Regions from separate parts of the Homo sapiens genome. Here region 2 is linked to region 1. The links are chromatin loops, found by intact Hi-C in ENCODE. Cell type or tissue: dorsolateral prefrontal cortex. All regions are shown on one strand. Each heading gives the region's core, and the rest is flanking DNA. Links, peaks and the distances in the headings are about the cores only.

Region 1 (10,829 bases), core at 875-8,874:
TCAGTTATGTTTTATTCTTTTAAAGCAGTGACCCCTCATATTTACCTTGGGGCTTCCGAGCAGAAAGGCATATCGTTGAAAAATTTATCTTTAGCTCCTAGCTTTAATATTCTACATCTCAAACTCCCTTAGCTAGCTATAGGACTAAACCTCTAACTTTAAAATATCAAGGGCAAAGATGTTTGCTTAATAACTGAACTAAATACTAACAAATTATTCCTAGGCTTGAACTTTAAATGTTTGTATTTTCCCTCTATATTGTGGTACTATACAATTGTAAGTAGATTTTTTTTTTTGAGATGGAGTCTTGCTCTGTCGCCCACGCTGGAGTGCAGTGGTGCCACCTTGGCTCTCTGCAACCTCTGCCTCCTGGGTTCAAGCAGTTCTCCTGCCTCAGCCTCCCAAGTAACTGGGATTACAGGCACATGCCACCAGGACTGGCTAATTTTTGTATTTTTAGTAGAGACAGGGTTTTGCCATGTTGGCCAGGCTGGTCTCAAATCCTGACCTCATGTGATCCACCCACCTCAACCTCCCAAAGTGCTGGGATTACAGGCATGAGTCACCGTGCCCGGCCATAAGTAGTTTTTTTTTAAAAAACACATTGGAGAGATACATATATATATACCCGCATATGTTTGTTTTGCCCCATTTTGTGTCCCATTAAATACATACCAGTTTGATTGGCCCAGGGAAATTTAGTTGAGTATGTACATATTCACTAGAATAATTTCACTCTTTGCATTAGGCTGGTTTCCATATAATGTGTGTATCACGATGGTCCTCTGTGACCTTTTGGGGTGTTCTAGTTTTGTAAAAGATTAGCATTAACAAGGACACTTCTCCCTCCCACAGGAAGATTATACTGGAGTCAGGGAAATTAAATATCAGGAAGAACACAGTCTCCAGCAAAACATTTCATTCTGTATTTTCATTCTATCATCTTTCTTAATTTTGGAATCCTACTTCCAGGGAGAAAAACAACATCACAAGAATACCTGTAAACTATTAATACAAACCAAACTTAATCTCCAGGATTGAGCTAAATCCTGCCTGCTTTCCTTCTGGCTCCAGTCAAAAAATAGAGTGACTGCAGCATTTTGCTCATGGTACCTTTTCAATCTGCTCCCCAGCCACTTCAGAGTTTACTCCTATTCTTAAATATGTTGATGATGATTTAGTGCCCCTTTTTTGCTGTTCATCTTAGAAGTTTAGTAAGATAGAAGGAAAAAGTGCTATCCAGCAGAATGAAGAAACATGCAAACTTCTCATTCTAACACCACGCCCTGTTGTAATGGATAGTGAGCTGAAAAATGAGTAGGTGCCACATCTCTGTTTCAGTAAAATCTCAAGTGATTGAAGCTAAAATTTACATTTAGTTTCTTATTGAGGCTACAGTTCAAAATGTGCTCCTGGTTTCTCTTGAGTTTTTTTTTTTTTTTTTTTTTTTGAGACGGAGTCTTGCTCTGTAACCCAGGCTGGAGTGCAGTGGCGCGATCTCTGCTCGCTGCAAGCTCCGCCTCCCAGGTTCATGCCATTCTCCTGCCTCAGCCTCCCAAGTAGCTGGGACTACAGGCACCTGCTACCACACATGGCTAATTTTTTTTTTGTATTTTTAGTAGAGATGGGGTTTCACTGTGTTAGCCAGGATGGTCTCAGTCTCCTGACCTCGTGATCCGCCCGCCTGGGCCTCCCAAAGTGCCGGGATTACAGGTGTGAGCCACCGCTCCTGGCCTCTTGAGATGTTTTAAAACTTTTGGTTGCTCAATATTAGGGCCTGGAAAAATGTTTCTCTGTTTCATTAAGTGGGTGTCTGCCACTAGTCTTGTTTTGTATCCAGTGTTTTTCTGTGGTTGAATTACAAGTGCTGGGATTTTCAAGCATCTATTCCTCCTTTCACTTTTCAAACTTAAGTCTGTTTTGTTCGGCAAAAAAAAAAAAAAAAAAAAATCTTTTCCAGGAAATACAGTCCTGGCCCTCTTTTTTTTTTTTTTTTTTTTTTAAGATGGAGTCTCTCATTGTCACCGGGGCTGAAGTGCAGTGGTGCAATCTTGGCTCACTGCAACCTCCACCTCCTGGGTTCAAGCAATTCTCCTGCCTCAGCCTCCCAAGTAGCTGGGACTACAGATGCGTGGCACCACACTCAGCTAATTTTGGGTTTTTTGTTTATTTGTTTAGAGAAGTAGTCTCGCTCTGTTGCCCAGGGTGGAATGCAATGGCTCAATCTCAGCTCACTGCAACCTCCGCCTGCCGGGTTCTAGCAATTCTCCTGCCTCAGCCTTCCAAGTAGCTGGGACTACAGGCGCACGCCGCCACACCTGGCTAATTTTTTGTATTTTATTAGAGACAGGCTTTCACCGTGTTGCCCAGGCTGGTCTCGAACTCCTGAGCTCCGGCAGTCCACCTGCCTCAGCCTCCCAAAGTGCTAGGATTACAGGCATGAGCCACCGCACCTGGCCAATTTTTGTATTTTTAGTAGAGATGGGGTTTCGCCATGTTGGCGAGGCTGGTCTCAAACTCCTAACTTCAAGTGATCCACCCCCCTCGGTCTTCCAAAGTGATGGGATTACGGACATGAGCCACCGTGCCCAGCCATGGCCCTCTTTTAGGCATCACAAAAACTTACTTGGGGTTAAACTGAAAGAATTTCATTCATCTTGACTGTTGAAAATCTCTGCTGTCTCTGAAACCAGTGTGAGACTATTATTTACTAAATTCCCAAGTTTGCCCCTTTAGAAGTAAACACAACTTTCTTTTCTGAACTGAGTTATTTACGTGGTCTGGATTTGATACTGGAGTTAGAGGTGAAGACAACCTGTTGCCTATAGGATAATTCCTCGGTGGTGTGTCCTTCATCCAGCACCTTTTGGAAGAGGAGATTGTGTTTGTTTTGCCCTATGGGCATGCTTGTGATAGATAGGCCTAATGGGGAGAATGCTCTCTATTGCATTCAAAGGACAAATAAAGCACTGTTTCTTGTTTATATTCAAAATAAACATTCCCATTTAACTCCTTCCTCTTGTCAGAATTGCCACTTCAGTTTGTCTTAATTTCCCCAAATGCAATAGGCTCTTTTCCAAACACCCTTCTCTGTTTTATAATTTAAGCTTATAATTCTATTATTAGGTTTTACTTTTGCCTGAATTTCAGCATTTGGGGGCTAGTTTGCTTTATTAGCATTTTGTGGTTTGGAATGCACTTTGCAGGAACACCACCATGCAGAATCACTCTGTGCCTGATCCACTAGATCATATGTCTAAACCATCCAAACTAGGTTCCCCTTCCCAAACTTCTTGCTAAACTGCACTGAACATTATTTTAAACATGTTTCCCAGACCACATGTGTCCCAGACCACAGCGGTTAAGTTTGGATTCTACTGATTTCAAAAACACATGTTCAATCCATAGTTAATTTAGAACACATTAATGTCATGTCAAGAAGTAGGCCAGGTGAGGTGGCTCACGCTTATAATCCCAGCACTTTGGGAAGCCAAGGTGGGTGGGTCACGTGGGGTCAGGAGTTCGAGACCAGCCTGGCCAACATGACAAAACTCCGTCTCTACTAAAAATACAAAAATTAGCCTGGCATGGAGGTGAGCTCCTATAATCCTAGCTACTCAGGAAGCTGAGGCAGGAGAATCACTTGAACCTGGGTGCCAGGGGTTTCAGTGAGCCGAGATCATGTCATTCCACTCCAGCCTGGGCGACAGAGCAAGGCTCTGCCTCAAAAGATAAATAATAATAATGTCATGTCAAGAAGTAATATTACACCTTCCCTCCTGTCTCTCCTTGGCCCTTAGGTTTGCCTAACAATAATAGTTTTCTGTGTAGCTTGGCTTAGGGTATGCAGCTGGACTTCACTTTTGCACCTGTTTGTCAAATCTTCCTCCCTAGATTCATCCCCTCGCTGTCTCCTGCATTTTTTGCATGGTTACAAGGACTTCATAGGACCATGCCAAAGCTGTAGATGTTAACAGCTCTTTTCACTGCATTTAGAAGTGAGCATTACCTAAGCATTTGATATGTAGGTATTCTTTTGCAAAACACATTAATCAGGTTTTTCTAGAAGGCACAACAGTCTGAGTAGGGATGACACTATTTTTCTTTAAAATGAATGTATTCCTAAATGTTTTCCTTGGATATATTTCTAAGCATTTTTCTTTTTTTCTTCCAAGTAAAGAATTAGGAAATCAACAGGAAAATTTCAGACATTTTTCTCTTTGATAAATATTGTTTGATACGAGCATGGAACACTTTTGTAAAACAGCTACTTTATTTTGAGCAGATTAAAGAATGTGCTGATGAACCGGTTGGAAAAGGTTACATGGTTTCCTGCTTGGTGGATCACCGAGGCAACATCACTGAGTATCAGTGTCACCAGTACATTACCAAGATGACGGCCATCATTTTTAGTGATTACCGTTTAATCTGTGGCTTCATGGATGACTGCAAAAATGACATCAACATTCTGAAATGTGGCAGTATTCGGCTTGGAGAAAAGGTATCTAATACTACGTTAGCTTCAACAAAGGGGTCTTAAAATTTGGTGTATGAAAAGCTTTGTATAACTGACATGGGAAAAATTTAGGACTGGAGTGACCTTAAGTTGAAATTGAAGAAACTTGTCCAGACAGCCCTAAGAGCTAAGGCTGGTTGACAATGTATTTCATGTGTTTGTAGCAAAATTTTTCAGTACTGTATGGGAAGCAGAGGAATTAATACCTGCAAAGAGTGGTGTTATCTTCACAATATTAGACCAGCTGCTGGTTACCTGTAATGTGCCTCTGGCAAAGGAGAGACCTGAGTTCTCTAATATTTTTTTTTTGAAACAGAGTCTCCCTCTGTTTCCCAGGCTGGAGTACAGTGGTGGGATTTCCGCTCATTGCAGCCTCAGCCTCCTGGGTTCAAGTGATTCTCCTGCCTCAGCCTCCTGAGTAGCTGGAACTACAGGCATGCACCACCACGCCTGGCTAATTTTTGTATTTTTAATAGAGCTGGGGTTTCGCCATGTCGGCCAGGCTGATCTTGAACTCCTGACCTCAAGTGATCTGCCCGCCTCGGCCTCCGAAAGTGCTGGGATTACAGACGTGAGCCACCGGTCCCGGCCAAGTTCAGTAATCTTTCTCTGCATATGTCCCACTGTTAGTATAAAAAAAATTACTGGCCGGGCGCGGTGGCTCATGCCTGTAATCCCAACACTTTGGGAGGCTGAGGTGGGCAGATCACGAGGTCAGGAGATCAAGACCATCCTGGCTAACACGGTGAAACCCCGTCTCTACTAAAAATACAAAAAAAAAAAAAAAAAAAAACCAAAAACAAAATTAGCCGGGCGTGGTGGCAGGTGTCTGTAGTCCCAGCTACTTGGGAGGCTGAGGCAGAAGAAAGGCATGAACCCAGGAAGTGGAGCTTGCAGTGAGCCGAGATCGCGCCACTGCACTCCAGCCTGGGAGACAGAGTGAGACTCCGTCTCAAAAAAAACAAAAAAAAAAATTACTTAGCACACTGGCTGCTGTCCATCTATAAAATATCAGAAAATTTTAAGATATGTGAAGGTACTTCTAGTTAGTTGGAAGAAAAGTCCTCTCTAAATGTGATATATTATTAATCTTCATCTCAGAAGAACTGATTTTAGTAAAGACAGGAAAGAAAATAACTACCTAGCTAGTTTCTTCTTCCACAGTTATATCTGATCTTATTTTTTGACTTAGTCTGCTGAACAGAAGGTCACAATAGAGATCTGGCCAGGTTTATTCTGAATTTGTTTGCTCAGCAAAAATGAAAAAAACTCCTGAAAAGTAATGGATGCCAGTGGGAGAGGGACCCTGAGACCTGTGGCATCACCTATTAGTTGCTGCTGCTCATTAATCTACTGTTCAGGAAATATGATGGAAAATAAAACCCATTTGTCCCTTTGCCCTCTATTTGTTCATGGTTGGCAGGCGTCTATCACTGACAAAGGGGACATGGTGTTAGGATCCTGGAACTGAGCACACCGTTCAAATGAAGGGTTTCTTGCTGTGTATTGTCTGGCTGTCACCAAAGCCCTGATGCCCTTTCCTTAATATGAGCACAGGGCCTGATCCCTTATCCGAGTGTACCACTGAGTTGGTCTTGAAAAACTCTGTGGCTTGGCATAAATCTTTCAGGCAAATAAAGAAAGGACAGCTTTAATAAAGAACGCAGTGTTTTCCTTCCCAGCAGACTCTCAAAATGACACAAAAGCACTTAAGTCACTGATGATTCAGGAAGCTCTTCTGACTTTATTTAGGATGTTGAAAATTATATCCAATTCCAAACCTGGCTCCTTTTAAAGTCTCCACAGGGTTCCAAACATACTTTTCAGGAATCAGAAATGAGGCTTTTTCACCCTCGTGATGAGTGCTCCATGCAGTAAAGCCAAGCGTTTCAGTCCCTCTGTGGAGTAGTTCTTGCCTGGTAACCACCAAGGTAGCAGCTGATTAGCCTCCTTCTAGCTCTCTGAATTGTCACCTCCATGTATGAGTTACTAAGTCTGTAGTGACTGAAACGATTGCAGAAAATAGTACTGCTGGAGCCAAAAGGCACGACAGGATTGTTTATTCACTTAGATAAAATAATAAAAATTGTTCCTATGGACTAAAGATAGAAATGACACTTTTGTCATTTAATCTTTCAGTATGTCTACCAGTTGGGTGAAATTTCAGTTTATACCAGGTCACTACACCAGCATCAAAGGCTTTCTTGTATTTTGGGGACGGTGAGATAGACTCACACATGAACTTCTGAAAAAACACCTTCCTTCCTATATCATTCACTCTGTACTACAGCCAAATTTAAAAAAGAGGGAGGCATGTTCTCAGCTCTTCTCTGCCTTTTTCTAAAACCCGTAGTTTGCTTTTCTGAAGCCAGTTATTCAGATAGAAAACTTATACTGAAAATTAACAAAGCAGCTTCTGAACACAGAAAACAACAGGCTTGTCAGTTTCAAATTTGCTGCCACTGAAGCTTGAAACTCTTCTATGACTGGCTTTGACTTGGCCTCCTCCAGAGGACCGAGGAGAGGATTCATGGTTAATCTGTTTGTACCTTGCCTTTGTATGAACACATAAATGTCATGATTTCAAAACTATGATTTTTTCAAATGTTAATATAAATTTTAGAACAAAGAAGATACATTAATAAAGGCTTTAGAATTTTATATAATAATAAATGTTGTCAAAATGAAAGGGCAGATTTCCAAAAGTAAAGATATAAATGATTTACATCATCTGAAGAAAAAGACTGTGGCTGCCAACAAAGGAACTTAATTGCGGACATGTGCCACAGTATTAGTACTTTTATGCTTTTCTCTCGGTAGCTGTATCATTTATTATTTATTATTTCATTTATTATTTCCTGCTTTTAACCAGTTAATTTGAGTAATTCTAATATTCCTTTTTCCTTTATCTAGTGAGGTAGATTACAGAAGACAGCAGAAGGATTGAAATAGAGAATGGTTTATAGCAGAGATAAAAACTGAGTTCTCGCCTACTATTTAGAGATTAGTGTTAGCATCTGTTGTTGGTTTTTTTTTTTGTTTTTTTTTGTGGGGGCCGTTGTTGTTAAAGGACACGGAATATGGGGAAGAAAAATACTGCCTATCAAACTTCTAAAAACGGATCAAGGCAATGGCAGTAGATTTTAAGCAGATGTTTTTCTACCATAATAAAGTTAACAAAAAATTATTGTAAGTTCATTTATAGGATAATTTATTACTCATATGCCAAGCCTGTGTATTAATAACTTTTTAAACCTAAATGAGCTTATTTTCTCATAATGTGCAGGTGTGTAGTTCACCTCACTTTAATTAATGTTTGGTAACTAACCATGCAGTCTTCGCTGTCAAATATTTATATGCCTTTCAGTTATAAACTCCAATGCACTAAAAGCTCAGAGACTCCGAGGAACTCCTGAAATACCCTTATTTGAAAAAAATATTTATCTGAAAGTTACAATGAATGGAAACATCTAGTAGAGAAGTATTGTTTTTTTTTATTTTGGTGTTGTTGTTGAGACGGAGTCTCACTCTGTCGCCCAGGCTGGAGTGCAGTGGCACAATCTCGGCTCACTGCAAGTTCCGCCTCCCAGGTTCATGCCATTCTCCTGCCTCAGCCTCCTGAGTGGCTGGGACTACAGGTGCCTGCCACCATGCCCGGCTAATTTTTTGTATTTTTAGTAGAGACGGGGTTTCACAGTGTTAGCCAGGATGGTCTCTATCTCCTGACCTTGTGATCCACCTGCCTCGGCCTCCCAAAGCGCTGGGATTACAGGCGTGAGCCACCGTGCCCAGCCAGAAGTGTTGTTATGACCTAATGCCAGTGTAGTTACATTTAGTCACACGTTGCTTATCGATGAGGATACAATGAGAATACCAGGACACGTTCTGAGAAATGTGTTGTTAGGCAAGTTGATCACTGTGTGAGTATCATAGAGTATAGCCTACTACACACCTAGGCTATGTAGTATAGCCTATTGCTCCTAGGCTACAAACCTGTACAGCATGTGGCTATGCTGAAATACTGGAGACATTTATAACACAAGTATAGTATTTGTGTATATAAGTACATATAAACATAGGAAAGGTACAGTAAAAAACACAGTGTTCCATAGCTGAGGGTGGTGGTGTGTGCTTCTAGTCCCAGCTGCTTGGGAGGCTGAGTCAGGAGAATCACTTGAGCCCAGGAGCTTGGGACTGCAGTGAGCTGTGATCCCTCCACTGCACTCCAGCCTGGGCAACAGAGCAAGACCCTGTCTCTTAAATAAATAAAAATGAAAGTTAAACAACAACAACAAACAAGTTTTAGGAGTTTTATAGACTCCACCCACTCACCCAGATTAACCCCATAAATAAATAATGGACTGTTAGCTAGACACTTCATGTTCTACAACTCAAATGAGTTAGTTAACTCCTCTGAGCCTCTGTTCATTCATGTCCGCAGTAGATATCAGAGCTGTGTCCTTTCTTCATATGTGTGTTAGGAGATAACACGAAAGCTTTCATGGAAACACTTGGAAATTAAGGTGCTATAGACAAATCCTTTAATTAAAATAGAAAAAAATACATTCTTTGGTTGATTTGAAATTTTGTCTGAAGTAGATGTTACGCTACTTGGTTTTAGGAATCTTTTTTTTTTTTTTTTTTTTTGCCTGAGACGGAGTTCACTCTTGTTGTCTATGCTGGAGTGCAGTGGCACTAACTCAGCTCACTGCAACCTCCGCCTCCCAGATTCAAGCAATTCTCTCGCCTCAGCTTCCTGAGTAGCTGGGGTTATAGGTACGTGTCACCACACCCACCTAATTTTTGAATTTTTAGTAGAGACAGGGTTTCACCATGTTGGCCAGGCTGGTCTCGAACTCCTGACCTCAGATGATCCACCCGCCTCGGCCTCCCAAAGTGCTGGGATTACAGGCATGAGCCACCACGCCTGGCCAGAATCTTTTTATTATATGCAGATTATTTCATAGATAGGTATTTTATTATAACAAGATTTTAATTGCGTGTGTATAAATGATAGCACTATATATAAAATATATATATAAAATATAATATATATATATATATATACTTTTTTTTTTTTTTGAGACAGAGCCTTGCACTGCACCTCCCAGTCTGGAGTGCAGTGGTGCAATCTCGGCTCCCTGCAACCTCTACCTCCTGGGTTCAAGCGATTCTCCTTCCTCAGCTTCCCGAATAGCTGGGATTACAGGTGCACACCACCACATCCAGCTGATATTTTGTATTTTTAGTAGAGACAGGGTTTCACTGTGTTGGCCAGACTGGTCTTGAACTCTTGACCTCGTGATCCGCCCACCTTGGCCTCCCAAAGTGCTAGGATTACAGGCATGAGCCATCGTGCCGGGCTAATAGCACTATATTTTAAGATGCTTTGGTTTGCTATATTAGTGGTTATACCTTAAATTGTTGAAACATATCTTGTAAGTATAGATTAGGACTCTTGAATAGAAAATATTTAGGGGAACTATCTCATATTTTGCATGAATGAATGTTTGTGGTTGCTATGGGGATGATGAAGTGTACAATTAAAGATAATTGGATGGTTTTTAAGAAAACTCTCAGAAGCGTTTTGTGTAAACAGTGGTAATCTTGTTAAATCCCATTAAGATAAATCCAGAACATCAACGTGAGTATTAAACAACAGATTCTACATATTGGGATGTTTGTGGACACCACAGAGTAGGGAAAGGAGCAAGAAAGTCTCTAACTTCTTAGTGGATTATGTGGTTTGTTGGTTTTTAACTTGACTGAAAGCACTGTTGGCCGGGCGCAGTGGCTCACGCCAGTAATCCCAGCACTTTGGGAGGCCGAGGCGGGCGGATCACGAGGTCAGGAGATCGAGACCATCCTGGCTAACACGGTGAAACCCCGTCTCTATTAAAAACACAAAAAATTAGCCGGGCGTGGTGGCGGGCGCCTGTGGTCCCAGCTACTCAGGAGACTGAGGCAGGAGAATAGAGTGAACCCGGGAGTGGGAGCGTGCAGTGAGCCGAGATAGCGCCACTGCAGTCCAGCCTGGGCGAAAGAGCGAGACTCCGTCTCAAAAAAAAAAAAAAAAAAAAAGCAAGCACTGTTATTTGGGAAATGCCTGGTTTTTAGAGACAAATGAACAGAGATTTCAGCAGTGTAATTTCAGTCTTGACATGAACTATGACCAGAACTTTGAGCCGATGTGGTTTTTTGTGTGTGTGTGTGTGTGTGTGTTTTTTTTACAGAGTTTCTGTCTTGTCGCCCAGGCTGGAGTGCAGTGGCACGATCTCGGCTCACTGCAACCTCCGCCTACTGGGTTCAAGTG
Region 2 (10,829 bases), core at 1,327-9,326, 73 kb before region 1:
GTGAATGTGGGTATACAAATATCTCTTTGAGACCCTGTGTTCACTTTTTTTTGGTATATACCCAGTAGTGGAATTACTAGGTCATATGGCAATTCTATTTTTAAGTTTTTGAGGTTAGGGCATACTGTTTTTCACAGCAGCTGCATCATATTATATTCCCACCAACAGTTCAGAGAGTTCTAATTTCTTCACATCCTCACCAACACTTATTTTCTGTTTGTTTGTTTTTGAGACGTAGTCTCGCTCTGTTGCCCAGGCTGGAGTGCAACGGTGCACTAATTTTTTGTATTTTTAGTAGAGATGGAGTTTCACCATGTTGGTCAGGCTGGTCTCAAATTCCTGACCTCAGGTGATCCTTGCCCACTTATTAATCAGGCTGTTTGTATTTTGTTGTTGAGTTGTAAGAGTTTATTATATATTCTGAATATTAACCTCTCATCAGATAGATGACCTGCAAATATTTTCTTCCTTTTCATAGGTTGCCTTTTCACTCTATTGATTTGGTCGTCTTCAACTTTGATGTAGTTTACTTTATCATTTTCTTTTGTTGTCTGTGCTTTTAGTGTCATAGCCAATAAATTATTGCAAATTCAATGTCATGAAGCTTTTCTCCTATGCTTGCTTCACAGTATATTGTAGTTTTAGATCTTACATTTAGGCCTTTGATCCATTTTGAGTTAATTTAAAAAAAATTTTTCTTTTTGAAATAGGGTCTCTCTCTGTTTCCTATGCTGGAGTGTAATGGCGTGAATATGGCTTACTGCAGCCTTGACCTCCTGGGCCCAAGCACTCTTCCCATCTTGGTCTCCTGAGTAGCAGGGACGACAGGCAGATGCTACCAGGCTTGGTTTTTTTGTTTGGTTTTTTTTTAGTTTTTTTTGTAGAGATGGGGGTTGTGCCATGTTGCTCAGGCTGGTCTCAAACTCCTGGGCTCAAGCAATCCTCCCACCTCAGCCTCCCAAAGTGCTGGGATTACAGGTATAAACCACTGCACAGGCGTAAAATTTGGTTTTTTGATTTAGCATCTTTTATACCTGATAAATAGCCTTTAGGATTTAGGCCTGTGTTTTAAAAAATGGTGCAACATGAGATTCAGCTCTTCTGGAAAAGTTATCCTAAGGTTTTTTGTTTGTTTTTTTGAGACGGAGTCTCACTCTGTCACCCAGCCTGGAGTGCAGTGGCAGGATCTTGGCTCACTGCAACCTCTGCCTCCCAGGTTCAAGCGATTCTCCTGCCTCAGCCTCCAGAGTAGCTGGGACTACAGGCACGTGCCACCACGCCCAGCTAATTTTTGTATTTTTAGTAGAGACGGGGTTTCACCATGTTGGCCAGGATGGTCTCTATCTCTTGACCTTGTGATCCACCTGCCTTCGCCTCCCAAAGTGCTGGGATTACAGGCGTGAGCCACTGTGCGTGGCCATGCTAAGGTCTTCATATGAAGATCTCTTGAGGGTTTTTTGTTTTGTTTTGTTTTTTGTTTTTGAGACTGAGTCTTGCTGTCACCCATGCTGGAGTGCAGTGGCCCAATCTCAGCTCATTGCAACCTCCGCCTCCCTGGTTCAAGCCATTCTCCTGCCTCAGCCTCCCTAGTAGCTGGGACTACAGGTGTGTGCCACTACACCTGGCTAACTTTTGTATTTTTAGTAGTGATGGGGTTTTGCCATGTTGGCCAGGCTGGTCTCGAACTCCTGACCTCAGGTGATCCACCCACTTCGGCCTCCCAAAGTGCTGGGATTACAGACGTGAGCCACTGCGCCTGGCCAAGGGTTTTTTGTTTGTTTGTTTTGAGACAAGTTCTCATTTTGTCACCCAGCCTGGAGTGCACTGGCACAATCACGGCTCACTGCAGCCTTTACCTCCCAAGGCTCAGGTGATCCTCCTGTCTCAGCCTCCACCACCCCAGGAGCTGGGACTACAGGCGCATGCCACCACACCTGGCTAATTTTTGTGTTTTTAGTAGAGATGGGGTCTCACCATGTTGCCCAGGCTGTTTTTTTTGTTGTTGTTGTTTGTATTTTTAAGAGACAGGGTCTTGCTGTGTCTCCCAGGCTGGAGTGCAGTGGCGCGATCATAGCTCACTACAGCCTGGAACTCCTGGGTTGAGTTTTAAAAACAACTTATGAATTTAACTTCTCAGCTTGTGTACGTTATTGCAACTCAGCATTCCTAGGGCAAACCTGAACCTTGTTGTTCAGGATTCCAACCCATTCATATGGATCAATAAGAGCTGGCTCTTAATAAATGCAGACATAAATGCAGAATTCTCAGGACACATTTACCTATTTTCATCTTGTTAAAGATTACTTAAATGCCTTGTGAGACCATGTCATTTTGGAGAAAAAGTTATTTCAAAAACCTTATCCTAAATCTTGTTTTCACAGAATGACTTATGATACTGCATGTTAATTGTATTGGGGAAGATTTTAAAAAACCACAGAATCAATATATCTACATCAGATAGCTTTTTTTGTGTGTGCATTCAGCCTTCAGAACATACTCCTATACTCTAAGGAGGCCTGTGTTCTGGCAGGCACATGGATTTAATCTCTTCGTCTCCCTTTAAACCAAGTAATGCATCTTCATAGTTTTAAGTCAGAGCGCTATCAGGTTGATAATGAAGGACTACAGTCAGTCTTAGTTCTCTGCAATTTCAACTGTTTTAGCTCTTTACTCTTATTTACCTAATTTTTAAATAGAATGTGTAAGCTGTTCTCTTGATTTTTTTAAAAAAATTAGACATTATCCGTTGACTTATTACAAGCAACATTTAGTCTTCATAAAACACACTTGACAGAGTTTACTCTGAAATTGAACTTCATAAAGTAAGACATCCTACAAAGCTAGAGGATAAAATGGACTGTGCGGTGCCACAAAGAGTATTTGGACAAGGCAGTAGCTGCAGGAGATGGCATTAGTTGGCTGAGTTCTACAAAAAGCTTTTATCTACTTTAATGAGATCAATTTTCGTCCATTTCCTTCTTGTTTCAGTCTTATTCATCAGTCATGAGTCATCACATACTCATAATAAACAGTTTTTCAAAAAGAGATCAAATGTATTGCAACTTAGGTCTAATTAAACAAAAACAAACAAAATACCTCAGACAACCAAAATTGTGTCTTACTCATTCTTTTAGTTTTAACAGAGAACAAGGAGCAAATCCAAATGATTGCTGTTAGAATGGGTTTTGTTTTTGAGAGACAAGGTCTTTCTCTACTGTCCAGGCTGGTCTTGAACTCCTGGCCTCAAGTAATCCTCCTACCTTGGCCTCCCAGAGTGCTGGGATTACAGGCATGAGCCACTGCACACTTTTAATCCCAGCACTTTGGGAGGCCAAGGTGGAAGAATCACTTGAGCTCAGGAATTTGAGATCAGCCCAAGTAACATACTGAAACCTCATCTCTACAAAAAATAAAAATAAAATTAACCGGTCATGGTGGCTGGTAGTGCCTGTGGTCCCAGTTACTCAGGAGGCTGAAGCAGGATTGCTTGAGCTCAAGAGATCAAGCTTGCAGTGAACCATGATGATGCCACTACCCTCCATCCTGGGTGACAGAATGAGACAATGTCTCCAAAAAAATAAAAATAAAAAGAATGTTTTCGTGTGAAGTCAGAATACTTACCCCTTCCTGTTTTATAGTTTTTCATTATTGTATTTGGGATTCTTTTTTTTTTTTTTTTGAGATGGAGTTTCACTCTTGTTTCTCAGGGTGGAGTGCAATGGTGCCATTGCTGTTCACTGCACTTTCTGCCTCCTGAGTTCAAGCGATTCTCCTGTCTCAGCCTCCCGAGTAGCTGGGATTACAGGTGCCTGCCACCACACCTGGCTTATTATTGTATTTTTAGTAGAGATGGGGTTTCACCATGTTGACCAGCCTGATCTCGAACTCCTGACCTTGGGTGATCCACCCGCCGTGGCCTCCCAAAGTGCTGGGATTACAGGCAGGAGCCACCACACCCAGTCCTCAATGTCTATTTTTTAAAATAAGTGGGCTTACACCTGTATTTGCAGCACTTTGGGAGGCCAAGGTGGGAGGATCTCTTGAGCCCAGGAGTTTGAGACCAGCCTAGGCAACATGGAGAGACTCCTGTTTCTACCAGAAAATTAAAAACAATTAGCCAGGCATGGTGGCATGCACCTATGGTGCTAGTTGCCTGGAAGGCTGAGGCAAGAGGATTGTTTGAGCCCAAGAAGTTGAGGCTGCAGTGAGCTATGTTCATGCCACTGGGAGACTGACAGAGTGACATTCACCCTGCCTCTAAAAAAAAAAAAAAAAAATTAGGAGTGGTTAGAATTTATATGCAGGGTACATGGTTTCTTCCAAGAGGTAAAAATAAAAATATTTCTTCAGCTACTCAATTCAGTATCTCATTCATGAGTAAAGAAAGTATACTCAAAGATTATATTTAAAATGAAAACAATAAAAATTTTTTCTTCAGCAGGCTTCATTATTTTTTTGTTTAGCAATTTTTGTACCTTAAAAAAGAATAGATTTGTTCTCTAATTTCTCCAGCAACCTTATTTTATGAAGCACTCATTTATGCCCCATTTATATCTCAGACCAGAGGTGGGCAAACTGTAGTCCAAGGGACAGATCCAGCCCCACAACCTGTTTTAGTATGGCTCTGGAGTTAAGAATGGTTTTTATAATTTTAAAAGGTTATTAAGGGGATGCCATAGAGACCACAAGAGATTGTATGTGTTCTGCAAAGCCTAAAATAAGTATGGTATGCCTCTTTACTGAAAAAATTTGCTGACACGTGTCTTAGACTATAATATATAATGTACATGCAACTCATTTAAAATGGTCTATGATCCATCCAAATCATGGTGTCATTTTAAGTTAGAAAAATGTTTGGCTGTATTCTCTTTATATGTCTTGCATTTTTATAGAAATTCACGGAATTTGTCAGTCTTTAATAGTTGGTGTGGAGTTTTATTAACCAGGGCCAAATGTGTATGTATGACACCACAGACTTAAAATAGTTTGAACTTTTTTTTTTTTTGAGAAGGAGTCTCGCTCTGTCGCGCAGACTGGAGTGCAGTGGTGCTATCTCAGCTCACCGCCGCCTTCACCTCCCGGGTTCAAGCAGTTCTGCCTCAGCCTCCTGAGTAGCTGGGATTACAGGCAACCTCTACCATGCCTGGCTAATTTTTGTATGTTTAGTAGAGACAGGGTTTCACCACATTGGCCAGACTGGTGTCAAACTCTTGACCTCAGGTGATCTGCCACCTTGGCCTCCCAAAGTGCTGGGATTACTGGCGTGAACCACCGCGCCTGGCTAGTTTGGAATTTTGAGAGAGAGAGAGAGAGCATGAGAGCACACTGTGCTTGTATGCTTACTGTTGGTTGTATATGGTTTCGTGATACTGCTTTTTTGTTGGTGATGAATTTGAATATATTGCCACTTCTCTATGAAATCAATATTTTCTCATTGATATCTATATTTACAGCATAAAAATAAAGAGCGAGCTACTGCGGAAGCTGAGGCAGGAGAATTGCTTGAATCCGGGAGGCAGAGGTTGCAGTGAGCTGAGATTGTGCCACTGCACTCCAGCCTGGGCGACAGAGGGAGACTCTGTCTCAAAAAAACAAACAAACAAAAACAGAGCGAGAGATCTTTGAGGCTGTATTTTGGTGTTACAGTTGGTTGTATGTTTGGTTTGGTTGAGTTCTAATATTGGTAGTTAGCTTCCAGCAAAAGTCCTCTGGTTACCTGGTCATAATATTTTGTTATTTGTGATGTCTTATTGATTCTAAAACATGCTGTTAATTTTTCATCTTAACATCTTTGAAATCAGAATGCATCTTAAATTTTATGACATCATATGATTGGTAGAATATTTCTCCCCTAGTGGTACGTAAAGTAATGGTGCATCTCAAAATCAGTGTGTGATTCAGACAGTTTACTCATTTGTATTAACTGTTAGGTGCAGTGTTTTTTTGTTCTTTTTTTCAGATGGAGTCTCGCTCTGTGGCCTAGGCTGGAGTGCAGTGGTGTGATCTCAGCTCACTACAGCCTCTGCCTCCCAGGTTCAAGTAATTCCCTGCCTCAGCCTCCTGAGTAGCTGGGATTACAGGCACCCACCATCATGCCCAGCTAATTTTTGTATTTTTAATAGAGGTGAGATTTCACCATCTTGAGCAGGCTGGTCTTGAACTCTTGACCTCGTGATCCGCCCCCCCCCCCCCCCCGGCCTCCCAAAGTGCTAGGATTACAGGCGTGATCCACTGCACCCGGCTTCTTGTTCTTTATATGGATTCCTCCTGTCTCTCTCTCTCTCTGTCTTTTTTTTTTTTTTTTTTTTTTTTTTTTTTGAGACAGAGTCTTGCTCTCTTACCCAGGCTGGAGTGCAGTGGTGCAATCTAGGCTCACTGCAACCTCCACCTCCCGAGTTCAAGAGATTCTTGTGTCTCAGCCTTTCAAGCAACTGGGACTACAGGTGTGCACCACCATGCTCAGCTAATTTTTTGTGTTTTTAGTAGAAATGGCATTTTACCGTGTTGGCCAGGTTGGTCTCAAACTCCTGGCCTCAAATGATCCTCCCTCCTCAGCCTCCCGAAGTGCTGGGGTTACAGGCGTGAGCCACTGCACTGACCTAGATTCTACCTCTTTTTTATTTTGATTTTGTTGCCAAAATTTATTATTTTGGAAATCTTTCATCATTCAAAGGCTTGCTTTGGGGGTTAATTCTGATATTTGCATTTTGAGTTAGATGATAAGCACCATCCTTCATAGCTAGTCAACAGAGCAGTTTAGGAAAATGAACAGTTAACATAGTCAGTTTTGAGTAATGCAGTATCCCTATCTGTTACTGTTAACAGATGGCCTGCAGTCTGGTCTTTTATATTAGATAATATTTTGCTGAATATACCGTAGAAGAACATTAACCAGAAAACCTGTTTAGCGTTAGCTTTAGCTGAGATTTTCTTGGATGCTTGCAACTGTGAACACCCTCTGAATTTAAATAGTCATATCCTGTTGATGGGAAATAATTAGAAATTACATAGTAATTGTTTTTTCCACTTCATCTTCACCAAAGGCTGAGAAGCTTAGTGTTCTTTAGACCTTTAGTATCTTTAGGCTGAGCTACTTTGTATTACAGAGATAATAAGTGTATGTGTGTATGTGTGCGCGTGCACACGCATGTTGCTTACTTCCGTGGAGAATCATGAGTCAGTAGCTTAAAAAGAGGCAAGACAGCCTGGGCAACATGGAGAAGTCATGCCTCTACAAAAAATTAGTGGGGTGTAGTGGTGTGCGCCTGTAATCCCAGCTACTTGGGAGGCTGAGCTGGGAGAATCACTTTCGCCTGGGAGGCAGAGGTTGCAGTGAGCCGAGATTGCGTCACTGCACTCCAGTCTGGGTGACAGAGTGAGACCCCGTTTAAAAAAAAAAAAAAGACGCTAGATAGGCTGGGCCAGGTGGCTCACACATGTAATCCCAGCTCTTTGGGAGGCCAGGGTGGGAAAATCACTTGAACCCAGGAGGGCTAATTAGCCAGGCTCAGTAGTGTGCGACTGTAGTCCCAGCTACTGGGGAAGCTGAGCCCAGGAGGTCGAGCCTGGGCAACAGGGTGAGACCCTGTCTCTATTTAAAAAAAAAAAAAAAAAAAAAAAGGCAAGATAAATAAAAGGGGAAGGAAGATGAGGATTCATGCCAGCTTTAGATATATAAGTATAAGTTTTAAAATTTAAGTCAGTGGTTCCTAACCCTAGTTATATCTAGGGTGATTTTTAATATAGTAATACCCAGATGTTTCAGGCAAATTAAATCAGAATGTCTGAGAGTGGATACTGGCATCAAATTTTCAGAATCCTTTAAGATACGATTATTATTGTACTTAAAAAGCAATTTTTAAAAAAAATATATTTACCCAGATATTTAGCACTTTCTTTTCTCCCTGTATCTTCTTGCATCTCTCATCTGCCTACAATACATTCTTCAGAACTTCTTGTAGTAAAGATCTTCTGAGGGCCAACTGTCAGGGTTTTTTTGTCTAGAAATATCTTCATTCTACCCTATTCTTAAAAGATATTTTTGCTGGGCTTATGTGTCAATTATCTATTTCTGGGTCTGAGGATATGTGAAAAACCAAAGAGTTTTTCCTACTATCTACTCTCAATATAGTCACTCAACACTTCTGGCACCAGATGTATGGATTTTTTTACCCCCACCAACAACCAATTCTGCAGATAATTCTGCAGTGTATACCCACTGAGTGTCCTCTAATTCAGCTCAATCCTTGACACTATATACCTGGAAATAGCATCAGATCCCACAGGTTGAGAGCTCATTCCCATAAGACAGCCCGTCACTTCAGATGCCAGTTTCAAACACAGGTTTGACCTGTGCTTCTGACCAACCTGCTATAAATTGGGCTTCCCACAGGCACCACCCCCTCCCACCCCTCACTATCCTTGGGTTCAGTGAATTTGCTAGAGCAGGTCACAGAACTCAAGGGAACACTTCTATTTACAAGTATTTTAAGGAATATTATGAAGGACACAGATGAACAGCCAGTTGGAAGAGGTGCATAGGGCGAGGTATGGGAGAAGGGGCAAGGAGCTTCTATGCCCTCTCCAGGCAGGCCACTCTCCAGGAACCTGTGTCCAGTTATCTGGAAGACCTCAGAACCCAGTCCTTTGGGGTGTTTTGTGTTTTTTTTTTTTTGTTTGTTTTTTTTTTGAGACAGAGTCTCACTCTGTTTCCCAGGCTGGAGGGCAGTGGTGCGATCTCGGCTCACACTGCAACCTCCGCCTCCCAAGTTCAAGTGACTCTCCTGCCTCAGCCTTGCGAGTAGCTGGGATTACAGGTGGGTGTCACCATGCCCAGCTAAATTTTATATCTTTGGTAGAGACGGGGTTTCACTGTGTTGGCCAGGCTTGTCTTGAACTCCTGACCTCAGGTGATCCACCCATTTCGGCCTCCCCAAGTGCTGGGATTACAGGTGCGAGCCACCGTGCCCAGCCCCTTTGGGGTTTTTATGGAGTCTTCATTACTTAGGCATCATTGCCCTTTGGTGATCAACTTAACCTTCAGCCCCTTTCCCCTCCCTGGAGATTGGGGGTGGGCCTGAAAGTCCCAACCCTCCAATCATGCCTTGGTTTTTCCAGTGACTAGCCCCATCCTAAATTAGCTTTTTAAGCGCCACCACCACCCCCAACACCACCATTCAATTCATTCAGTAGCATGCAAAAGACAGTTATCTCTTCTGAGACTCCAAGGCTTTTAGTTAGATCTGTGCGTCAGGAAACAGGCACAGAGACCAAGTATCTATTCCACAGTATCACATGCTGGGAACACACCACCCCAAACTTCTTTTGCATTTTATTGTTAGTTACTTTCATTTTGTTTTCTAATCTTTTTAGTATTTTTATTTTTATTTTTTGAGACAGGGTCTCTGTCACCCAGGCTTCAGTGCAGTGGTGCAGTCACACCTCGATCTTCTGGGCTTAGGCTATCTTCCCACATCAGCCTCCCAAATAGCTGGGACCACAGGCGTGCACCACTGTGCCCGGCTAATTTTTTTTTTTTTTTCCTTTTTGAGATGGAGCCTTGCTCTGTTGCCCAGGCTGGAGTGCGGTGGCTGTATCTCAGCTCTCTGCAGCCTCTGCCTCCTGGGTACGAGCGATTCTCTTGCCTCAGTCTCCTGAAAGTAGCTGGCACCTGGCTAATTTTATTATTATTTATAAAGACAAGGTCTCTGAATGTTGCCCAGTCTGGTCTCTAGCTTCTGGGCTCAAGTGATCTTCCCACCTCAGTTGCCCAAAACATGGATTACTTGCGTGAGCCTCTGTACCCGGTCCCAAACTTAATGACTCAAGAACAACAACTACATATTTGCCCCTGAATCTGTGGGTCAGATTTTTGGGCAGTACTCAATGGGATCCCTTATCTCTCTGGTATACATGGTTATAGTTGGGCTCATTCATGTATCTGTAGTCACTTGGCAGGTCAGCTGTGGGTTGGACAGACCCAGATGGCCTCACTTACATGTCTGGTAGTTTGTTGGGTGAAAAAAGCAACTGGGCTCCATGTCTCATCATCTAGCTTGCTGTCTCACTCCTTCACATGGCTGGGTCCAAAAATCAATACGGAAAGGACAAGCTCCAGTGTACAAGCACTTTTCAGTCCTCTGATGTCACATTTGCTAATGTTTTACTGACCAAAGCAGGTCAGGTAGCCATGCCCAGATTCAAAAGGTTAAAGTGCCAAGTGAGGTGTGGTTAAAAAAAAAAAAAGACCAAAAAAACACAAAGAGTGAAGGAATTATAATCCATCTGTTTTTTGAGGGGCCAGCGGGTGGTAGGCGGACAGGGTCTTATGCTGTCATCCAAGCTGGAATGCAGTGGCATGATTGTAGCTTGCTGTAGCCTCAAACTCCTGGGCTCAACCCATTCTCCCACTTCAGCCTTCCAAGTGGCTGTGTCTGTAGGCGTGTGCCACCACACCTGGCTGATTTTTTATAGAGACAGGGTCCCACTATGTTGACCAAGCTGGTCTCAAACTCCTGATCTCAAGTGATGCTCCTGCCCTGGCGTCCCAAAGTGTTGTGATTACAGATGAGAGCCACTGTGCCTGGCCTGACTCCATCTGTTGATGGCATGAGCAACAATGTCACATTCAAAGGGCTGTGCTTTCAGAAAGGGGGGCAGGTGGGATTTGTGGCCTTGAAAAAATCCATCACAGTATAGAATTTTAGGTTGGAATATATTTTTCTTTCAGTGCATTTTTTTTTATTCCACTGTCTTTTGGCTTTCATTTTTGCTATTGAGCAGTTTATTCCTATAGCTTCTTTTAAGATTTTCTGAGGCTGAGAAATGCT

The links. Hi-C counts contacts between places; a loop is a spot of excess contacts. Peaks named below come from ENCODE experiments on the same cell type or tissue, not always from the same donor. Only the 100,000 strongest peaks of a DNase experiment are listed, where the experiment ranks them.
Region 2: a loop joins it to region 1, with 2.6 times the contacts of the local background. A loop is called at or near these places in 3 of 110 quality-filtered maps.

The regions. Positions count from the first base shown.
Region 1 is chr16:74,497,203-74,508,031 of GRCh38, reverse strand. It overlaps GLG1 (golgi glycoprotein 1), which reads left to right. Exons shown (of 26, transcript NM_001145667.2): 4 at 4,286-4,501. Among named protein-coding and RNA genes, the nearest start is that of CLEC18B, 81 kb to the right of the region's middle. RefSeq lists an enhancer at 1,846-2,345. In dorsolateral prefrontal cortex, for the core only: no CTCF peak of the experiment used is centred there; no DNase peak of the experiment used is centred there; H3K4me3 peaks cover 1,511 bases; H3K27ac peaks cover 6,519 bases.
Region 2 is chr16:74,570,373-74,581,201 of GRCh38, reverse strand. The region is part of intron 1 of GLG1 (golgi glycoprotein 1); the gene reads left to right. Among named protein-coding and RNA genes, the nearest start is that of GLG1, 31 kb to the left of the region's middle. In dorsolateral prefrontal cortex, for the core only: a CTCF peak has its summit at 5,587; no DNase peak of the experiment used is centred there; H3K27ac peaks cover 2,459 bases.